2 separate regions of the Mus musculus genome follow, and region 1 is linked to region 2. A link is a loop called in an ENCODE intact Hi-C map of the cell type or tissue named here. Cell type or tissue: left cerebral cortex. All regions are shown on one strand.

Region 1 (8,000 bases), 120 kb before region 2:
TAGCTATATAGTCCTGGCTATCATGGAACTCACTATGTAGACTAGGCTGGCCTTACTCAAGAGATTTGCCTGCCTCTTGTCTCCTGAACGTGGGGGCTGAAGGTGTGTTAAGATGGGATGAGGATAAGGAAGAGGAGGAAGAGGAGGAGGAGGAGAACAATTATTGAGTTTGGGCACAAATGTGGTACAGCATGTATGTGGAAGCCATGGGTCAACTTTGGGAGTTCCTTCCATCCTTCCACTATGGTCCCCAGGACTGAACCCAGGTTATCACCATCTCACGGGCCCTAAACAGTTCTTAAACTTTTTGTGAATACTAGCAGGTTTTTGTGGTTTATGATTTAATTTTTGTATGTTTGTATGTATGTATGTATGTATGTATGCATGTATGTATGTATTTTGACATGTTTCTCTGTATAGACCTGGCTGTCCTGGAACTAGCAGAGATCCACCTGCTCTGCTTTCCAGTGCTGGGACTGTGGTGTATGCCACCACATCCATCATGCTTACTATAGCATCTTACATAGGTGAGGCTGGCCTTGAACTCTTGAACTCCTGATCCAATTTTTATCTTTGGCTCTCCAAATGCTAGGATTACAGGTGTACTTACATTGGCTTAAGACTGTTTTTAAGTTAAAAACATTGTGTGAGTGTGTGTGTATGAGAGAGAGAGGAAGGGAGTAGGGAACTGGAGTACAGCTGCAACCCTCTGCAGAAGCAGTGCTCCTGCTGGCTGAGCCTCCTCTCCAACCCTAGCTTATGAATCTGCATGAACGGGTCTGTAGGCTTCTTCACCACTAATAAGGTTTTACTTCATTGTTTGTTTCCTTATTTGTTTTCTATGTGTCTAAAATGTATTACAAAAGAAAAACCCTCAAACTTACAGCACCAGCTAAATGCTCCAAACACAAAGTGTGCAGGCTCAGTGACAGAGGACAGATTTAACAGACTTTAGTAGCTGGAGTGGTTCACCTGCCCCACCCCAGGCCCCACATTGGCACCATTATTTTGCTCCTGACCTTAGAGGTAAAGGAGCCTTTCAGTATTAAGTAAAATGTTATAGTAGGGTGTGGTAGCACACACCCCTCATATCACAGCATTTGGGATGGCTGAAGAAGGGGTCAAGAGTTAGTTTCAGGCTAGCCTGGGCTACGCATAGCAGAAACACAACAGCACATTTTTCTCTTCTTTCATAGTACCGAGGATTGACGAGGGGGCTGCATGTGTGTTAGGCCAGTGTTCTAACATTGATTTATGTCTCTCATGTCTCTAGATTTTTGTTTTATTTTTTGGTGACAGGGTATCACTGAGTCACCCAAGCTGACCTTGAGCTCACTCTGTAGCCCTAAGCAAAACCCGGACTTCCTCAGGTCGCAGCCTCCGGGTAGGTCTGCTAGAGTTCCTCAGGTCACAGCCTCCGGGTAGGTCTGCTAGAGTTCCTCAGGTCACAGCCTCCTGTAGGTCTAGAGCTATGTAGCAAGCCTGGCACTCGCTTTGGAGCCCACTGTGCCTTAATTCTCTGACCTCAACCCTGAGTGCTGAGATTAAGGTGTGGACTCTTGTCAGGCGGGACTTTTATGATGCATTAACCTGGGAAATTTTCCTAAAAATCACTCAACTTAAAAGAGCCTTGAACTCTTCCTATCTCTTCTTAAATGCTGGGATTAAAGGTGTGTACCACCATGCCTGGCTTGGTCTTATGATTTCATGTTTATTCCATTAAAAGAAAATGAAGGGTCTCTTCTGTTATATGAGAATATGTGCGTCTCCTGGAGAACCTGGATAATCACCGTAGCTCAGGCTGGTCTGAAACCTTAGGTAATACCTCTGCCTCAGGGTCCCAAGTGCAGAGACCGCAGGCAGGAACTGGTTCGCTTATTCCCATTCACCTCAAAGGATTTAGAGAATTTCTGTCTTTAACTTATGGGTTAAATGTATATTGCTTATTGCTTGAATTTTTAAATTCTTGGTATTCCCTCATATTTTCTTCTGTCAAAGACCTCTCTAGTTATAAAAAGAGAACACCCAGTTAATTATTTTAATCTTATTAAGCTTGTCTAGTACCCAGCCTATGGTCTATTCTAAGTGTCCAGAACACAGTGTGCTCTCTGCAATCACTGGGTAGAATGTTCTGCATAGACAGTATTTTCCATTCTTTTATTTCTATGCATTTCCCTATGTAAGGGGAAGGGTTTTACTATGCTGTCTGGCAGGGCTTAGATCTTGCTCTGCAGACCAGGCTGGATTCTAACACAGAGATCTGCCTACTTCTGTCTCCAGTTCCCACTTGCTGAGATTAAAGGTATTAATTTACTTGTGTGGGATCTAAAGTGTATTTCTTTCTTCCTTTCTTTCTTCTTCTTCTTCTTTTTTTTTTTTTTTTTTTTTTTTGTATGTATGTTGCTAGGTACTGTTCCCCAGGGATTTACCCATGCTGGTCATTCCAGACTGAGTTGCATACCAGGCCCTCTTTCAGGTTTTTGAGAAGGGATCTATGTAGTCTAGCCTGGTCTTAACCTCTGCTTTCCCAAAGTGGGACTATAGCAATCCTCTTTAAATCATTCCTGCCTGCCTTCTGGACTGTACCTTCCAGAGGGAGGCTCGTTATTTATGTCTTTAGCAGACACTAACTGACCGTCTCATCCAGACACAGGGGCTGATGGTGCTCCTACCCAGCGTTTGTTTCCCTTACTTCTTTCCACTGAGTGTTCTGCCCACGGAAGCACAGCTTCCACGTTATACTGATAGTTCACACGTGGGCTAGAGAGGACATTCCAAGTTCCAGCTCTTTTCAAGTATCTTTTCCTTGGTTCTTTTCTTTTCTTTTGGTCTTTCCAGACAGGGTTTCTCTGTATAGCCCTGGATGTCCTGGAACTCACTTTGTAGACCAGGCTGGCCTCGAACTCAGAAATCCGCCTACCTCTTCTTCCCGAGTGCTGGGATTAAAGGCGTGCGCCACCACGCCCGGCCTCCTTGGTACTTTTCTATAAGCCTAAAATCCACCAACCAGGCATATGTGGCCATCTTGTGTTTATTCTTGCCACTGCTGCCTGTGAACATAGCCTCTGGCCAACAAGGATACGTGAGGTTTCTTTTCTTGGATTTATTTTTACTTTATGTTTATTCCCGTCTGTGAGTGCAGCGTGTGCATGTCTGAAAAGGGCACCACATCTCCTGGACCTGGAATCACTGAAGGATGTGAGCTGTAAGTGAGGGAAACTGAGTCTGGGTCCTCTGTAAGAGCATCCTAAGCCCTGAGCTCTCTCCAGCCCAGGGAAATATGCCTCACTGACTGCTACATCCTGAGGGTTAGTGACCTACAGCCTCAAGCTAAAAGGGCCTTTGCTTTCGCTCTCCTCATTATCATTTTTATTGCTAATGTTTTAAATCAAGTGAGCCTATCTAGGAGCCAACTCCAAGCCACTGGTTTTTATACTCTACCTTGTTTACTAAGTATTCAGAGCTTTTCATGGGATTGGTGGGCCGGGAGCCCCAGGCAAGAATTCCACTGACTTAGCCAGGCACCGACAGCGGCTACAGTGGCAGCTACACAAACCTTTAATCCCAGCACTGGTTGACTTTCCTGAGTTTAGGCCAGCCTGGTCTACAGTTTTGTCTAAAAAGTGAGTTCCAGGACAGCCAGGCCCACACGGAGAAACCCTGTCTACAAACAAAAGGATTTCACAGACCTGGAGCTAGAGTTTTAGTTCAATGGTAGAGCTTGCCTAAATGCACAAGATTTGAGTCTGATCTTCAGTACTAAGAATAAAGAGGCCTTGATCATTAAGATGTAAATCTAGTCTAAAATATTTACAAATTAAATACCATGTCTAGGGCTTTTTTCTTCCAAGTACTGACAAACTCAGAGAGGGTAAATAAGTAGGAGGGGTCTATGATCCGGAGAAGAATGGCCACAGTAACACCAGCCGAGGCTGGGTGACGGTCGTGCTCAGAGCACACATGAACACCTCAGGCCTCCAGCACAAACAAAAAAGTCAGTAGAGAGAAATTCTTTCTGAGTTGTTATGGCACCAACACAGATTAGAACTTAACTTCGGTTCGTGGACCTTACTTGCTTTCAGTTCCTAGGGATGGCTTTGAGACTCAGGCCTCCCCTGCCCCAGTTTGGTTTTGTTTGGAGACAGAATCTCCTGTAGTTTAGGCTGCCCTGAAACTCACTATGTAGAAGAGGCTGGTCTAGAACTCATGATCTACTGCTTCTACTTCCCAAGTACCAAGCACCGGGGTTATGGACACAAATCACTTCTGCTCGTCTTCCTTTTTGTTTTTGAGACAGAGTTTTTATACGTTGGCTTAAAATTGGCACTCCTCAGCCAAAGGCCTCAAAGAAGAGAAATAAAACACCCACGTGCCCTGTGCTCTTGTGTCTCCCCAGCATTCAAACAATTTTGAATTATTTGACATTTTGAATGGGAACTCCATAACCAACCCTGGCTCCTGTCTGTCCACTATTCTCAGCCTTCACTTTAGGACAACTCTGCTACAGAGCATTTAAATGAGACTTAATTTACATGACCACCAACGGATAACCTGGGGCTGAAGTTTTTCATGCCCATTTGTGTATCTCATGTCTGACTGTAAGAGTCTCAAAGATGAAGGATTGTGTTAGCCGTTTTTGTATGAGGAGTAGAGGCCACAGTCGTCCTTGAACAGCACTGGCCATTTAGGTGTACGTTTACCATTTTAATCATTTTGTGCAACTATTGTCATGTGGCGTTTGATTCTCAGCCTTACAGCACATACGTTAGCTGTAGTGTTTAAGTCCCACTTTAAATATCACAGATGAAGGAGCTCAAAGGAAGCCTTCTGTTCCACCTCTCCCTTCATTGCTTTTCCCTTTAGTTTTTTTTTCTTCTAGCACTGGGGACGTAGCTCAGAGGTATAGCACAAGGCCCTGGGCTCACGCCTTAGCATCATAAGCCAGACAAAAAAAAGAATCGTTCATAAAACCAAGGGAACTTACTTAATTCACTGTGTTCAGGAGACTACAGTCAAGACCAGAATAGGGCAGACTACGGACTAATGACAGTGCCTCCTGAAGCCAATACTCACGCATCTGTTGTCTTTGTACATCCGTTGAGACTTAGTACTTCAATATTCCTACAGTTTTGTGCAAAGGTCCTTTATGGGAAAAAAAGTTAAAGGTTACAAATAAGTTGGGCAAAACTTTAGATATAAAAAAAGACATAAAATAATACTGGTTGTTGACACCTATGGTGCTGTAATATTTAAAATATATAATTGGTTTGGTCCCTAGCTTCCAGGATAGAGGTCCTAAGATGTCTGTAATACCCTGAGGAACAGGGGTGAGAGCTTTGTTTGTCCTCATTATTTGAGAGCTGCTGGGGTGGTGTCCTGGGGAGGCGGCATGCCAACTTCACGAGGACAGGTGCTCTGGTCTTCAGACACTCCTCAGTCCTGCCCTGGACAGCACGTCCTCCAGCTACTTACTCATGTGCTTTGTAGTGAGCTGTTACTACTACCATCCAAAGCTCTTTCCTGAACTACTGGACTCATGCTAGCAAGTGCGAAAATGTGGGAGGAGTCATGATAACACCTGATTTTATGGGCCATCCAGAAGTGCATAGCAACTGGGACTTGCAACTAGCAGCTAAGTAGGGGCTGATTATAAAACTGCGCTGCTAGCCTGCAGAGTCTGAGCTGACTCTGGACAGCTGTGTTGGCAGTGAAAGGAAATAGCCAGTACCTATCTGCAAAATCAAACTGTTGGGATGAAGAAAAACAAACTTTTATATCTGTGTGTGAGGTGTGAATTCAACACAAAGTAGCTGGTGGATCTACAGAGATCAATCCCACAGCCTGTCCCTTTGTTCATTTATTATTGTTGTTTTGTATCCAAGACAGGGTTTCTGTGTCCCTGGCTGTCCTAGAACCTTCTTTGTAGAACAAACTGGTCTTGCACTCAGAGACATCCACCTGCCTCTGCCTTCCCAGTGCTGGGATTAAAGGCATGTGTTATCACCCCCAGCTCCACAAGCCATTCTTAAAACTGTAAATGTTTTCTTCTTTTCTCAGAAGATCTCCCTGTGTCGCCCTGGCTGACTGTGGACTTGCAATCCCTCTACTTTAACCTCTCAATTTCTGAGATTAAACATGGATCTTTGTGGCAACAAAAGCTGAAAATCATTTTATCTTTGAGTTAACTGAAGTCTATAATCTAACTAAAGGTCCCTAGAGAACTGCTTTAGTATAGAGCATTTTGAAATCTCATCTCTGTCCTACATTTGCTGTGTAGCCCAGGCTCACCCGTGTCTCCTTGGTGGACACACTGCACGGCGGGGTTATTAGGACAGGCTACTGCACCCTGGATCTCCACTTCGTACTAGAAATTTGTTATAACCAATGTACACGTTTGCATTTTGAACAGCTTAGAAATTTAAAAGCTACTCAATGTTTAGCCTTTCCTAAGTGAGCTGGTGCTGCTCTTTACTTCAATGCACAAGATTGAGAGTTTTTAAAGTTTTCCTTTTACCTTAATGCATTGTCTCCTACTCCAAGACACCCACGAAGACTTAACTTTCGTAAAAAGCCTCCACATCGTTTTGAAATATTTTCCACTACCCGGCCCTATGAAGAGACAGTTAAGCAAAAAGACAGCTTATGTTACTTTTGACAAGAATACATCCTCATTTAAAAAAATAAGAAGCAATTTATAAACAGAAGAAGGCTTTTAAGAAAGAGAATTTTTTAGAAAATCTCAATGTACTCTGAGAAGCCCATCTACGGGAACACGGCTGGTCTGTACTCTCTCTTTACCTTGAAGGGGAGCCTGTATTTGAGGAATAGTCCTGCCCTATCCTTGTAGAATTCCAAGTCATGTATGGGGCTTGCCTGGGTTAACCACAGCGATGGGAGGACATAACCATCCACATTTACTCTTGTGTCCTTTGTTAAGAACTCTCTATAACACTCTGCACATAGTAGGAACTCAATGGGCACTTGCCATGTGGCTTAATGATCCTGTGGGTCATGTTTGTTAAGTACACACATCCACAAGATCAGAAAAGTGTAGGGTAAACGCAGTATAATGTTAATGAGTTTTTTGTGCCTTTCTAAAATTTTAATGTAAGTGCTCAGGCTTCATGCATGCCTATGCATCCCACGCATGCCTATGCATCACATGTATGCAGTGCCTGTGTTGTGTTGGCCACAACAAGGAGCCTGATTTTCTGAAACTGCAGCTACAGAGGGCTGTAAGCTGCCATGTGGAATCTGGGAATCAAAACCAGGGTCCTCTAGAAAAGCAGCCAGTGCTCTTAACTGCTGAACCATTTTCTCAGCTCTGTTTTTGTTGTTGTTTTGAGATGTGTCTCCTGTACCCAAGGCTAGTATGACTACTATGTGGCTGAGGGTGAACTTGAACTCCATGTGGTACACACGTATGTGCAGGTCCAGAGGCTATTGGGATGTCTGTCTTCTCTACCTGCTTCTTCATTTTATGTTTTGAGATAGGGCTTCTCTCTGAGCAGCCCTTCTTCTGTGGTAGACTGGCTAGCAAGCTTCTAGGATGCATCTGTCTCCACCACCGCTCCCTTGGTTTTGGAGTTAGAGGTGTACCTCCATCCCTGACCTGTACATAGATGCTGGGATCTGAACTCAGGTCCTCACGCCTGTATGGCAAGGACTTTATCAACTGAGCCATCTCCTGTCCCCTGACCTTGTGCTTCTTTCTGATCTTCTGGACTTTCTCATGTGCTGGGGTCAGAGGTGTGTGCATGCCTGGACGCTATTCTACTTTTCTACTCAAAGGAAACCAACAGGCTACACTAAAAAGATTAAGTGAGAAAAAAGACTGTATCCCAAGGAAATTGTCTCATTAGTTAAAAACAATTTAGTAGTTTTAATTATATCTATTCTTGCTCCCCCAAGAATCAAGACACCCATCAAGAATAAACACAGATAACCACACCCAACAAGTTTAAGCCTACTTACTGTAAAATAAACAAATATAAAAACCA
Region 2 (8,000 bases):
AAAATACTCTTTGACATCTCTGTATACTGAGGGATGGGAATGTAGTTCAGTAATTAGAACACTTAGCATGCACAAGTACCTGAGTTTAATACCTAGCACTATATTAGATGGAAGGAGGATGAAGAGAGAATGGGAGAAGGGAAGGTAGAGAGTGAATTAGACAGTCACTACTGAGCAGAGTCAAAGGGGATTCTGATTCCTTTAAAGGAGTGTCTCAAGCTGCATGGTAGTGCAGAGGCACAAAGATGATGAGTTTAAACAGCCTGAAGTCCATAGCAATATGCAGTCTAAAAAAAAAAGTAATAATTCTCAGACTAGCTCTGTTGGTGTCATGGATGAGCTTGTTAGAAATGTACATTCAGCTGGGAGGTGGTGGCGCACACCTTTAATCCCAGCACTTGGGAGGCAGAGGCAGGCAGATCTCGAGTTCGAGGACAGCCAGGGCTACACAGAAAACCTGTTTCGAAAAACCAAAAAAAAAAAAAAAGAAAAAAGAAAAAGTGCCATTATGTTTGTCTTCAAAATTAGGTATTGCATTAACACATGTACTAGGCACAGATGTCTACCAGAAAATATTTAAAGGCTAAGTGTAACGGTGTACGCCTTTTATCTTAGTATAAAGAGGCAAAGGCAAGTGGATCTTTGTTAGTTTGAGTCTGGTTTTATGTGATAAATTCTATCTCAAATTAAAAAAATAATAAAAAGAAGTAAATGTTTCGAGCTAGCATGGAAGATACATAGCTATAGTCCCAGTTTTTGGCCAGGTTGAAGTAAGATAGATGATTGTTTTAAGAGTTGGAATCAAGCAGGGTGATATATGTATACTCCTTAGTCAAAAGATAAATTAGAAATCAAATGCAAAAATGTAATAATAGAAAAATATTGTGAGGCATTACAAGCTTTGTCTGGAAAATTTAAATTGGGCAGGTTAACCGTTAATAGAAATATGATTAATAGAAATGGGCATCAAAATTAATTTTTATAATTCATTTAGCTCTTTAATTGGCACTTAAGTTTCCAAGTGTAGTTTGAGCACTGCTGCTTTTATTTATGAAAATAATTTGTTTTTCAGCGGGCAAATCAAACTGGCAGATTTTGGACTTGCTCGGCTCTATAACTCTGAAGAGAGGTGAGGCATTTGTCAGCATCACATATGGCAAGCTTTACTTGTGACCTATGACCAACTTTGGCATAGTAAAAACACTATCTCAAAAAAGTAAAACTAAGGGTGGAAATTAGAGAAGAATCTTTTTAATTTTCTGATATTCTCAAATTCTATAAATTATAGTGATTTTTAGAATTCCCTAATTTGAATTTTACATAGATCTTTTGTTTGTTTTGCAATGGGTTTTTGTTTGTTGTACTAGCTGTCCTAGAATTGACTCTGTAAGCCAGGCTGGCATTGACCTTACGGCAGTACACCTGCCTTTGCCTGCTGAGTGCTGGAATTAAAGGCATGGGCTACCATCCCCTTCATTCTTTTGTTGTTGTTTGTTTGTTATGTTTAAAGACTGCTTTTTAACTTTGTGTATGCCTGTTCATCAAACCCATTTGACTACATAGGCATCAAATCCACCTGAAGCTGGAGTTGTGTGTACAGTGTGTGGTTGTGTACATTATGTATGAGTGTCTTTCACACATATGGGGGGTTCTGGCATTAAAAAAAAGTGCCATGATTTTTAGACACTGCCTGAATTCTTCAATCTGCCCTTTATTAAATAAAATAAGTTAACCCAAATTGGACTAGAAATTAGCTCTTCATCTTTCACTCATGTCCAGCTTGCTTTTAGCCTGTTAATTTGTTATTGGAATTGTTTTAACAACCTCATCTTTAATTGCAGCTATTTTTAGTGTTTAGTTACATATTTTTTTGTCAAAAATATGAAAAATACACAAAAAAGGTAACCTATCCAAATTTATATTCTGATGGTTTTACATTTCAGTCGCCCTTACACAAACAAAGTCATCACTCTTTGGTATCGACCTCCAGAGCTTCTTCTTGGAGAGGAAAGATACACACCAGCCATTGATGTTTGGAGCTGTGGGTAAGACTGTCTTAACCTTTTATTTTGTTGGTAACTCATAACATATACTGTTTCCTCTTTATATTTGCTATTTGTCTTTTTTAACTGTATGCTCATTTACACACATACATAAATATAAATATAAATGAATCTTACTTTTTTTTTAAAAGAAAACAAAACTGGAAACAATGTAGTAACTGGCTTCCCAGGCTTGTAATGCTTCTGCCCACAATTAACTAGGATTATCAAGCATGTATCACTATGCCCAGCTTATCTCAGGTCTCCCTTCCATCTCTAGATTTTCATTTGTTTCCTTATAATCTGCTTAGAGAAAACTAGATCATTTATTCTATAGATGTCTCCAGTTTTATTTTTTATTATTGTTGCCACTGTCACAAACAAAAATAACACTTGCCTGTGTCGTGTGAAGTCTTGGATCATCCTCAGTATTACATTTTGTTTACCAGTTTTCAAAGTAGTGAAGTGGTTTTCTACTGTCCTCTAAAAATGACCAGTGAGAAGATTTGTTTCATTGGATTTTTGTTTATTGGGTTCATTAGAAACTAATTGACTTGCATATTTGATATGTTTTAATGGGGAGAGAGAGAAAAGGAGAGCACAGGAGCATATGCCAAGTGTGTGGAAGTGCCCACGCAAAGTAGAAGAGGGTGTCAGACCCCCAGAGCTAGAAGTAACAGGTGGCTGTGGGGTGCATGACCTGGGTGCTGGGAACCAAACTCTGGTCTTCTTCAAGAACAGCAAGTGGTGAAAACCATCTAGCCATTTTTCTAGTCTTTATCATTGTAGTTCTTTTTCAAACTTCCTAATCTTTGTCTAGTCTAAAAGTGATGAGGTTAGTTCTAGAGTTCTCTTGATACATTGTTAATAAATAGTCTTCCTTCTGTCTGCAGTTCAGCCATTTCTCATAAGGAGCTTTCTCCCTCTCTCTCTTTTTTTTTTTTTTAAGAAAGATTTATTTATTTATTTATATGTAAGTAATGTAAGTACATTGTAGCTGTCTTCAGACACTCCAGAAGAGGGCATCAGATTTTGTTCCGGATGGTTGTGAGCCACCATGTGGTTGTTGGGATTTGAACTCAGGACCTTCGGAAGAGCAGTTGGCACTCTTAACCACTGAGCCATCTCGCCAGCTCCCCCTTCTCTTTTTTTAATGTTTCCTCCTACCTCCTTTTTTTCTTCTTTCCTTTTGCTTTTTCTAATCAGGATCTCTCTAGCCATGTCTATCTTGGCTTACTATATTGACCAAGCTGGCTTCATATTGTGACAATCTTTCTGCCTCTTCTTCCCAAATGCTGGTGTTGTAAGTGTGCACTGACATGGCAAATGTAAAAAAGATTTTTCTTTAAGACAAGGTCACATTTAGCCCAGGCTATCGTCAAACTCAATATATAGCCCAAGATGACCTTTTACTCCTAAGTCCCTTGCATCCAAGTTTTGGGATTACAGACATGTATACTATTTCTGGTTTGAAAATGAAATTTAAAATCCACATTTGTATGTTAAAGATTAAAGTGTTTTTATTTTTATTAATTCTTTCAAGACAGGGTCTTGTTATGTAGCCCTGGCTTCCCTGGAAATTGATATATAGACTAGGCTGATCTTATAATTCCTAGAGATTCACCTGGTTCAGTCACCCTGCCCCTGAAGGTGCTAGGTTTGAAAGCATGTACCACTATGTCTGGGTCCTACATTTTCTAAATGGCCTCTGTTTTTTGTTTGTATATCGTGTGGCAAACTGGCCTTAAACTTTGTTGGTTATGATTCCCACATACATACCTCCTAAAATAGCATGTCATCTTTCCCATTCCTTTTTTTTTTTTTTTTTTTTTTTTTTTACTTTTTTAAGATTTATTTTATATATACAAATGCTCTATCTGAATATATACCTACATGCCAGAAGAGGTCATCAGAACTCATTCTAAATGGTTCTCAGTCACCATGTGGTTGCTAGAACTTGAACTCAGTATCTCGGGAAGAACTCTTAACCGCTGAATCATCTCTCTAGCTCAGCTCTCCCATTCTTTTTCTATTACTCTATTATAGATCTTTTAAGAAGAGTGCTATGGTTTTTATTTTTAAAATTCAACAAGATGGTATCTTACCAAAATGAAATCACGCTTTATTTTGGTTTTAATGACTCAAGGTGAATATATTTGTATTCAATAGTACTAGCCCAAATTATAGCTAACCTGGAAAGTTAACAACTCATTAAAATGCATGAGGAAGATCTAGAGGCAGGAAAATCTAGAGTTCAGAGTTGGAACAGGAGAAATGGCTCAGTGGTTAAGAGCACTTCCAGAGGTCCTGAGTTTAATTCTTAGCAACCTCATGGTGGCTCACAACCATCTGTGATGGGATCTGATGCCCTCTTCTGGTGTGTCAACCTGGGGTACATTAGAGAACCTCTCTTAAAAAACAACACAAGGAAAAGCAAGATACATGGGAGAAATGTATAACTAAGTGTATTGTGCTGTTTCTTCTCAGTCTGTGCAACTTGCAAGCTTACTATGATAAATAAAATGTTGGTCACATAATAAAAAAGTCTTTCACACTTAAGGATTCTAGCATTTAGGCATACAAGTCAGGGCAGAAATTAGAACTACTAGTCTAACGAATTACCTTTATTAATATTAGTGTTGCTGGTTTAGGCTTTTTGTCCCAGTAGTTGGGAGGCAAAGGCAGGCTCTGTGAGGCTAGCCTAGTTTACAGAGCAAGTTCTAGGACAGCTTGGGCTACAGAGAAAACCATTTCTCAAACAAACAAACAACCCCCCCCTGGGGGGTGGGTGGGTGGGAACCAAACAAACCAAACACTGTCTCTAAATGTTTTAAACAAACCTAATTATTCCTTTGGGATCCTTTTTTTACTGCTCTTCTATTTCCACTAGTTGTTATAAAACTGTATTTAAACGTTGAATTTGACAGTTAATATTGGAAAAAAATTTATTTCTACCATTTCCACTTCAAATCAAGATAGACAATAGAAAAGCTAATAAATTATAGGTGAAGTAGAATTAGATTACTTGAAATTAAAAATGGTAATAAAATGATACATAGTAGTCTATGGTATGGCCACTTGGGAGGCAGAGGTAGGTCTATATCTCTGATCCAGGCCAAACTAGTCTACATAGCAGAGTCTAAGCAAGTCAGGTATACGTAGTGAGACCCATTCTCAAAAAAACAAAAGAGGAGGAGATGGGAGAGGGCTGGGGCCAGTAAAGGAGCTCAGTGATTGATAGCTCTGGTGCTCTTGCCAGGTACTCCACATGGGAGCTGACAACCGTCTTTAACTCCAGTCCCAGGGGATTGGATGTTTCTGATTTCTGTGGGCATATGCACATACATGCGCATAACCCAGACACACACACACGAAAATTTAAAATAAATATCTTAGGAGCTGGAGAGATGGCTCAGTTCTCAGCACATAGATCAGGTAATACATGTAATTCTAGTCAAGGGGTAAAATACTTCTAGTCTCCAAAGAAACACATATACAGATAATAAAAAAATGATCATTGTAAGTCATTATGATCAAAATAATCGTATAAAATCCTCAAAGAATTAGTAAATGAAATTTTATATAGCAGCCTAGGGTGGAGCCAAGGGCCTGAAATCCTGACATTTTACAGGTGGAGGCTGGAGAATTGGGAGTTTAGGTCCAGACTACATGAGATTATGTGTTCCCAAAACACAACAAAAAGCACATTAAAGTAATTAGCAATTAGCACTACTCTAGTATCACTTTTTTTAAAAAAAACTTTTTTGAAGACAGTATTACTTTCTGTATCTCCTGGCTGCCTGGAAGGTATTGTGTAGATTAGGTTAGCCTCCAACTTACAGAGGTCCATATAACCATAATATAATTACCAAGTTAAATGAATTTAACAGGGCTGAACAGGGAAGTGCATACCTATAATTCTGTCTCCAATCACAGAGGAAGGATAATTCCAATTTCAAGGTCAACCAGAGAGCTATCGCAGAAAGGAAGTTTAATATTAGTCCAGGATAACTTTACCCTATATAGTGCTTTAGTCTATGTTCCTATTCTAGCTCTGTACTAATGATGTCCTAGAAATAATACCTTTGTTTACTCGAGGTGTGTACATTACACTAATCTTTTTTTTTGTTTTTATTAATTGTTTATCTGCTGTTGCACATCTTAGTTTGTAACTCACTTCTTCTCAAATAGTGTAGTTATAGCTGCTTCCTTTATCAAAGTCTTCTTTAGTTTGGAACACTGCTGTAGCCTTTTTTATATTTCACATCATTTATTATTTTGAAGAATGTAGACCAGGTTCAGGTTATGTATTTTTAGCTAGAATATACCTTAAGCAGTGTTATGTTCCTCATTGGATATTTTATGTACATTTACATAGACTTCACTTGCCCTTTAGAAATGATAACAATTATAGTCACTTTTTTTTCTCACAAACGTTAATATTTTCCCTCTTAAAATTAGTAACTATTTTGTGCACAGATGTCTTGAAACTCTAAATAGTTTATTACAAAGCTCTTTCTTCTGTCTTTTTTGAGACAGTGTCCTTGTAACATAGCCCTGACTGCCCTGAAACGTTGGAAACCATGTTGGCCTCACTTGGGATCAAAGGCATACACCATCATACCTGGCAATCTCTTTTTCTTTTTCTTTTTCTTTTTTTTTCTTTTTTTCCATTTCCTTTCCTTTCCTTCCTTCTCTCCTTCCTTCCTTCCTTCTTAAGATTTAATTATTTTATATGTGAATATTTTGTCTACTTGAATGTGTGTTTTTACACTGTATGCCTGATACCTGAGGAGCTCAGAAGGTATGGATTCTTTGGAACTAGAATCACAATTTGATGTGAGCCACCATGTGGGTGCTAGGAATTGGACGCAAGTCCTTTTCATGATGTTCTAGAGTATTTTTTATTTTATTCACTTAAGTTTGTTACATATACAATGTATATGCATGTGTGAATGAAGGAATGTGTGACTCTGTTTTGTTCACTGCTGGTCCAACTTCCAAGAATCTTCCTGCCTTGCTATAGAATCACAAGCATTTTAGGCACACATGACCACACTCAGCTTTGTGTGACTTCCATAGATGCAAACATCGGTCCTCAATACTTCATTCACCCACTGAACCATCTCCTAGCCCCCAATATCCATCTTAAAATAACTAAGGTATTTAAAGAGAATTTATTTAAAAGTCTTGATGAAACTATATTTATCTGATAATTCATTGTTTTCTTTATAAATATATTGCCAAAGGGGTTATAATAGTAGAGTATAGTTCTACAGAGCACATTAATGAAAACAAATTCTCTTTGACTGCTATGCATCTTGTAAACTTGTGTGTACTTTCTTAGATTACCATGGTGTGACAGATAAAGAACTCCTATTAATTCCTTTTGCTTATGAAGGACTGTAGAATTTGATATGCGGGCAAATGTATGCTGGCAAACTTTTATAATGTGTTTTCACTTCAAGAAATTGTTTTTGTCTTTTAGGGAACCCAGACACTGAAGTTCTGGGCTAGTTTACCACACAGTATATTGTATGTAGCCCAGGATACTTAAAAGTTTATTGAAAGACACTCTACTCAAGGGATTTTTTTCTAACCTATGAATTTTACTCTTTTTAGGTGCATCCTTGGAGAACTGTTCACAAAGAAACCTATTTTTCAAGCCAATTTAGAACTGGCTCAGCTAGAACTTATCAGGTATGGTTACACATATGCTCTTAAGTGCCTGTATATAGTCAATAAGAATTTCTTAAACTTTTTCACTTATAACCTGTTTGCACCTAAGAATGTTTTACATAACCTCGTGTAATAGATATATATAATTAATATACAAATCCCAAATTTACTGTTAAAAAAACACAAATTGAATTTAAGGTAATTTTTGACATATGCTTAATGCTTAATACTTTTACATTTTATTAAATATAAAATTAAGTTTTTTGTATTAATAAAATA

Evidence for each region. A loop is a pair of places that touch in the nucleus more often than their neighbours do. Peaks named below come from ENCODE experiments on the same cell type or tissue, not always from the same donor. Only the 100,000 strongest peaks of a DNase experiment are listed, where the experiment ranks them.
Region 1: a loop joins it to region 2, with 3 times the contacts of the local background. A loop is called at or near these places in 10 of 42 quality-filtered maps.

Annotation. Positions count from the first base shown.
Region 1 is chr11:98,104,421-98,112,420 of GRCm38, forward strand. It overlaps Fbxl20 (F-box and leucine-rich repeat protein 20), which reads right to left. Exons shown (of 15, transcript NM_028149.1): 5 at 6,515-6,609; 6 at 5,074-5,142. Among named protein-coding and RNA genes, the nearest start is that of Fbxl20, 41 kb to the right of the region's middle. In left cerebral cortex, no CTCF peak of the experiment used is centred here; no DNase peak of the experiment used is centred here.
Region 2 is chr11:98,229,041-98,237,040 of GRCm38, forward strand. Cdk12 (cyclin-dependent kinase 12) reads left to right here. Exons shown (of 14, transcript NM_001109626.1): 7 at 1,073-1,129; 8 at 1,944-2,045; 9 at 7,665-7,742. Among named protein-coding and RNA genes, the nearest start is that of Mir5119, 30 kb to the right of the region's middle. In left cerebral cortex, no CTCF peak of the experiment used is centred here; no DNase peak of the experiment used is centred here.